Regions from separate parts of the Homo sapiens genome. Here region 1 is linked to region 2. Evidence: chromatin contacts called from ENCODE Hi-C or POLR2A ChIA-PET data. All regions are on one chromosome and are shown on one strand. Each heading gives the region's core, a stretch centred on a gene start or an enhancer-like site at or near the end of the contact. The rest is flanking DNA. Distances are from core to core; before and after follow the strand shown. Region 1 overlaps IREB2 (iron responsive element binding protein 2). Region 2 holds the start of PSMA4 (proteasome 20S subunit alpha 4).

Region 1 (2,854 bases), core at 263-2,762, 54 kb before region 2:
AAAAAGAAGAAAGAGAAAAAATGGTTTTGTTAACATGTACTTATATATGTGCACCTTTTGTTTACTCTGTGTGAATGATGTCAGCCTGTATCTTAATAATTTTCAACATAAAGGCTGTAATTTTAAATTTGTTGTAAATGAAGCAAATCAGTAGAATAAAGTGGACAAAATAATGACAGTAAGTTTATGAATTCATACTTTAATCTGTTAAATAAATTACTTCTCACTTTTTACTTTAATATGGGTGAGAGAGGGAAAGAAACATTGCCATAATAAATCATTGTTTGTTGGCTGTGCAGGTCTTTTGGCTAAAAAGGCTGTTGAAGCTGGTCTGCGTGTTAAACCTTATATAAGAACAAGTTTATCTCCAGGCAGTGGGATGGTTACACATTACCTCAGTTCAAGTGGAGTATTACCATATCTAAGTAAGCTTGGGTAAGTAACAGCTATCGCACTTCATATTGATATTGGTGTTCAGTAGGTACTGAAGCTGCTTGTTTGTGCCTTTCATATACAAAGAGAAGATAGAAAAAATATGCTTTAGTTTTACTTGCTACCTTGCCATTACCATACAATTTTTGATGCCTTATCACTCAGGAAACACTTATTGGGCATATCAAATGAGCAAAGCACCAGGTTGGATACACAGAAGTAGGAGATGTGGTCTTAGCTTCAAGATACTTAGTTGGGAAGACAAGACAAACAAGTACAACCAAATAACAGTTACAGTGTAAGAAACGATACCAAGTATGCACAATTTCTGTGAGTTGTGTAGGTCAGTTCAAAAAAGAAAGAAATCTTATAGTTTGCATTTATTAACTGAAAATTGTCTTAATTTTAGTTTTATGAGGTTATTGGGTCTATAATACATAAGTTTAAATTGTCCCTGAACTTTGGAGAAAGTAACTTATGTTTTTTGGGCTGGGCGCGGTGGCTCACGCCTGTAATCCCAGCACTTGGGGAGGCCGAGGCAGGCAAATCATGAGGCCAGGAGTTTGAGACCAGCCTGGCCAATATGGTGAAACCCCGTCTCCACAAAAAATACCAAAATTAGCCAGGCGTGGTGACGCACACCCATAGTCCCAGCTACTCAGGAGGCTGAGGCAGAAGAATTGCTTTAACCTGGGAAGCGGAGGTTGCAGTGAACCCAGATCGTGCCGCTGCACTCCAGCCTGGGCGACAGAGCGAGACTCCATCTCAAAAAGAAAAAAAAAAAAGTAACCTATGTTTTTTATGTAATCCAAAACAATTGATGCTAGTTGTGTGGGGATTTTTTGGTTTTGAGACAGTGTCTTGCTCTATTGCCCACACTGGAGTGCAGTGGTGCAATCACAGCTCATTGCAGCCTCGACCTCCTAGGCTCAATCAGTCTTCCTACCTCAGCCTCCTGAGTGGCTGGGACCGCAGGTGTGCACCACCACACCCAGCTAATTTTTATGTTTTTAGCAGAGACAGAGTTTCACTGTGTTGGCCAGGCTCGTCTCAAACTTGTTCCCTTAAGTGATCGGCTCGTCTTGGCCCCCGAAAGTGTTGGGATTACAGGCCTGAGCCACCACACCCAGCCTAGTTATATTTTCGGTGTGTATTTTGGAACATATGAGTCATCAATTCCATTGCAAAACTGATAAATTTTAGACTTTTTTGCTTTTAGAATAGCATCTGAAAGTAATTTAGAGGACTGTGCCTGTAATCTTTTGGTTATATTATCTTGGATTTATTGTCAGAGACTCTTCTTGGGTTTAACTGGTTGATAATTGAGAGATTACTCCTATCAGAGTGCCCAATTACAATCAATGCCTCTTTTGGGACCTTTGGTCAGGTTATTATAGCCAGGTCCTCTTTACATTTTAAACTCTTGGATGGAAGTACAGTATCAATTATTTTAAAAGGTCATGTTATATTCCTAGCAAGTAGTATTTGGGGGAATTCTCTTGTACAGTGATAAGTGCTATTAAGGCTCTTCAAAGGTTTGCATTCACCTTTGAGACCAGCCTGAGCATTTTTATTTTTTATTTTACAAAAAATAAAAAAATTAGCTGGGCCTGGTGGCGAGCGCCTGTGGCCCCAGCTACTTAGGAGGCCAAGGAGCAGGATTGCTTGAGCCCAGGAGGTTAAGGCTGCAGTGAGCTGGTTCAAATAGCATGCCTGAGAGTTAGACTTGATTGCTCAGAATCTTCTGAGGTGAATATATTGATGAAGGTTAATCCATGTGTCATGAATAGTCTTTTAAGTAATCTTATTACAGTGATAGAAATACAAGATAAGACTTGTCCTTTCTCTATAAATGTTGTGATGTGCTATTCAGTCACTTTTTTTTTGAAATGCAGATTTGAAATCGTTGGCTATGGATGTTCAATTTGTGTGGGAAATACAGCACCCTTATCAGACGCAGTTTTAAATGCAGTAAAACAGGTAAAATGTGTGGATTGGCAAGACATCTAAATGATTTTCTTAACTATGTTTTGTTACTAAATTATAGAAAATATATATTGATGTGTTTATATTTCTGTAAACTCTGCACCTCTTGGCAATAGTAACCTGTGAATCTTTAAATGATTCAATGAATCATTTGTAGATCCTTGAAATAATTCCTTCATAATACAAGGAATTGATTTAGTTTATTTGCAAGATGCATAGTTCTATATTTAAAAATTAGTAATATGTTTTTTGGTTAATCTCGCCCTCAGACTTTAAGATTGCTTATATATGATTATCCAGATTTGTACCATCTCTAGAATTGAATTTATTTGTTTGTGTGTTTGTGTTTTTTTCAGGGTGATTTGGTTACCTGTGGAATTTTATCTGGAAACAAAAATTTTGAAGGTCGTCTTTGTGATTGTGTTCGTGCCAATTA
Region 2 (2,713 bases), core at 30-2,529:
GCAACCAACATGAAGAGGAGTTTCTGCCCAGTGGGCTGCTTTTTGGGAGAGACTGTGAGCAGATGACTTCATATTAACCCAGATCTAGTCAACCTTCTAGCCTGAAAAAACCTAAAATGCATAGTAGATAGTTTACATACGGACCGAGGCTGAATGAGCAAAAAGGTGGAGAGATGGATAATGAACACAGAAACAAGTATGACAATTTCAGTAAAGAAGATAAAATGGTGCGAGTATATGCTGACGGTAGGGTATTGCTTTAACTGTGCTGGTCAGGGAAATCCTTTCTGACTGGTGAAAAGCAGAGAAAGAGACCAAGGTGAAAATTCCCCCAAAAGTGTGAACCTGATCATAATTTTTTTTAATTTAATTTTTAGAGCCAGTGTCTTTCTCTGTCACCCAGGCTGGAGTGCAGTGGTGCGATCATAGCTCACTGCAGCCTCCAAACTCCTAGCCTCAAGCCATCCTCCTGCCTCAGCCTCCCAAAGCGGTGTAATTACAAGCATGAGTCACCATGCTCGACCCTCATCATAATTTTTTTTTTTTTGAGATGGAGTCTCAGGCTGGAGTGAAGTGGCGCACTCTCGGCTCACTGCAACCTCCGCCTCCCGAGTTCAAGCGATTCTCGTGCCTCAGCCTCCCAAGTAGCTGGGATTACAGGCGTGCACCACACACCCGGCTAATTTTTGTTAATTTTAGTAGAGACGGTTTCACCATGTTGGCCAAGCTGGTCTCGAACTCCCGACCTCAGGTGATCCACCCGCCTCGACCTCCCAAGGTGCTGGGATTACAGGCATGAGCCACCCGGCCTTCCTCATCATAATGTGTATGTCCAAAATGTATGCATCAGCAGTAAAAGTGAAAGCCAGAATGAAAAAGGAAGGTGATGAGAGGGGTAAAGTCTCATGTGGTTGGAACCATTTTGGGAAACAGGACAGGAATGATAGCAATTAAGAAGCCGGTCCACACTATTTGCTATCCTAGGTCTGAATAGTGAAGAGAAAATGAAAGGAGAGCGCCAAGGGTAAGAGAAAGAAATTAGCTATTCCACCTCCTGGTTGGCTACTGTCTTCCTGCCCTCTTCCCCATGGCACAGCAACTCCTCCACCTGCTGAGGACCCTAGCCTAAGCTGCAGCGCCCCAGAGCCTCAGCACCCCCGCGACCCAGCTCCCACGAGGGGCACGGGTTCTAGCTCCGCCCCGCAAGAAGGACTTCCGCGTCCTCGGCCGTCCCGCTCCCCCCGCCCCAACCCAGCGGTTCTGCGCATGCGCGGGGGCCATATTAGCAGCGGTTATTCGGTGAGCGGTGGTGGTTTATTCTTCCGTGGAGTTAAGGGCTCCGTGGACATCTCAGGTCTTCAGGGTCTTCCATCTGGTGAGCCTTTGGCCCCTTGGGGCCCGCGGAAGCTTGGCCGCTTTCCCATTGGGCGGGGGTCGTGAACGTCAAGACAGTCGGTCCCGGCCTGCAGTTGCCGCCGAGGAGCCGTGGGCACGATGACTCTGCACCGCCTCCTCTGTGACGGACCGACCGCCGGGAATGGCCCCCGCCGGCCGCCGTCGGGGGCTTCCCAGTGCCAAGCCTGGACGCCGGGGCCCGCGAGGGGGCGGGCTGAGGGTGGGGGTCTGTGGGCAGGACCGAGAGTTGGGGTGGCTTCCGTCCTCAGGAGTTCGGTACGTGAAAGTTAGCTCTCCCGGAGGTGCCGGTGAACTCAAAATAGTGCTGTGCCCGGCGTCAGGCGTGGAGACAACAGAAAGTTGTGCTTAAAGCTCGAATCAGAAATCCCCGGCGAGTGTCTCTGTGTCCTCCCTGCTTCTCTGCTCTGTGCCATCCTTACTTTGCACCATTCCTATTGCAATTACCTCAACCAGTTCGCTGCCCTCGGTCTCTCACCAGCCAGAGTGATCATTTAAAATGCCAATCAGTTCCTGTGGGCCTTGGGAATCATTCAGAGGAGCCCCATTGGCTGAGAGATAAAATTCTGTTTTTACCTGGGCACGCGGGCTCTCCAGGATTTGATTCCAGCTTACCTTTCCAGTCTTGATTCCCTATATTCCAGTATTTGGAAATGTGGGCCTTGGACTGAGGCTTTACCAAATAACGCTGAACACCTAGTATTGCCTTTTGCACGAATGGTACTGATGGTGCCCAAGATAACTGCCTCCACCCCCAAGTTCAGGACCCAGATCACTCTCTGGAGAAGGCCTCAGCCTCTTGCCTTGGCTTTCAAGGCTCTGCGTGATTTGGATACTCGCTTAGCTCTTATTTATATATATTTTAAAAGCATCAGCAGTTTATCTCATGCCCACTAAACTATCCTGCCTCCGTACCCTTTGTTCATACTTTCTGCTCTGTGTGGAATGCCCTTCTTTCTTCCCCTGTTCTTTCTCTTAGACCCAAGGGTTCTCAGCCTTATTTCTGCCTCTCCCATCTCTGATTTACTTTCATTTTCTGTATCGATTTCTCAAAAAATACTTTCTTGATTCTTTCATCATCCCTTTTCCCACCCTACCCCCGGTTCCTCTTTCCACATTATAATCTATGACTGCCTCTCTCACCTAACTGCCAGTATTAGCTTTTCAGGACAGGAACTGGTTTTACACATTTTGGTATTCCAGCATCTAGCATAATGCCTGACACTTAGCTGAATAAAGGGAGTAAATAAAACAGATTTGTAAAGTCAGCAAATGCTTTTTAATTTGTGAATCTTATTTT

The links. Hi-C counts contacts between places; a loop is a spot of excess contacts on that map. ChIA-PET counts read pairs that join two places held with the same protein, here RNA polymerase II (POLR2A). Pooled maps may share reads with other maps.
Region 1: a map of endothelial cell of hepatic sinusoid shows a loop between it and region 2 (4-fold over the local background). The contact joins the enhancer-like site here to the promoter of PSMA4 in region 2. A Hi-C loop is called at or near these places in 1 of 168 maps with a recorded cell type or tissue (endothelial cell of hepatic sinusoid) and 1 of 50 pooled maps. POLR2A ChIA-PET finds 5 or more read pairs at or near these places in 12 of 52 experiments (A549, AG04450, B cell and 9 more).

The regions. Positions count from the first base shown.
Region 1 is chr15:78,485,406-78,488,259 of GRCh38, forward strand. It overlaps IREB2 (iron responsive element binding protein 2), which reads left to right. Exons shown (of 22, transcript NM_004136.4): 13 at 300-435; 14 at 2,328-2,412; 15 at 2,775-2,854. Among named protein-coding and RNA genes, the nearest start is that of HYKK, 21 kb to the right of the region's middle. Within about 2 kb of position 1,513, at least 2 of the 41 ENCODE cell types and tissues checked have a DNase peak (open chromatin) inside an H3K27ac peak, as active enhancers do.
Region 2 is chr15:78,539,165-78,541,877 of GRCh38, forward strand. It overlaps PSMA4 (proteasome 20S subunit alpha 4), which reads left to right and starts at 1,280. Exons shown (of 9, transcript NM_002789.6): 1 at 1,280-1,375. RefSeq lists enhancers at 1,318-1,427, 1,536-2,428 and a silencer at 1,508-1,777.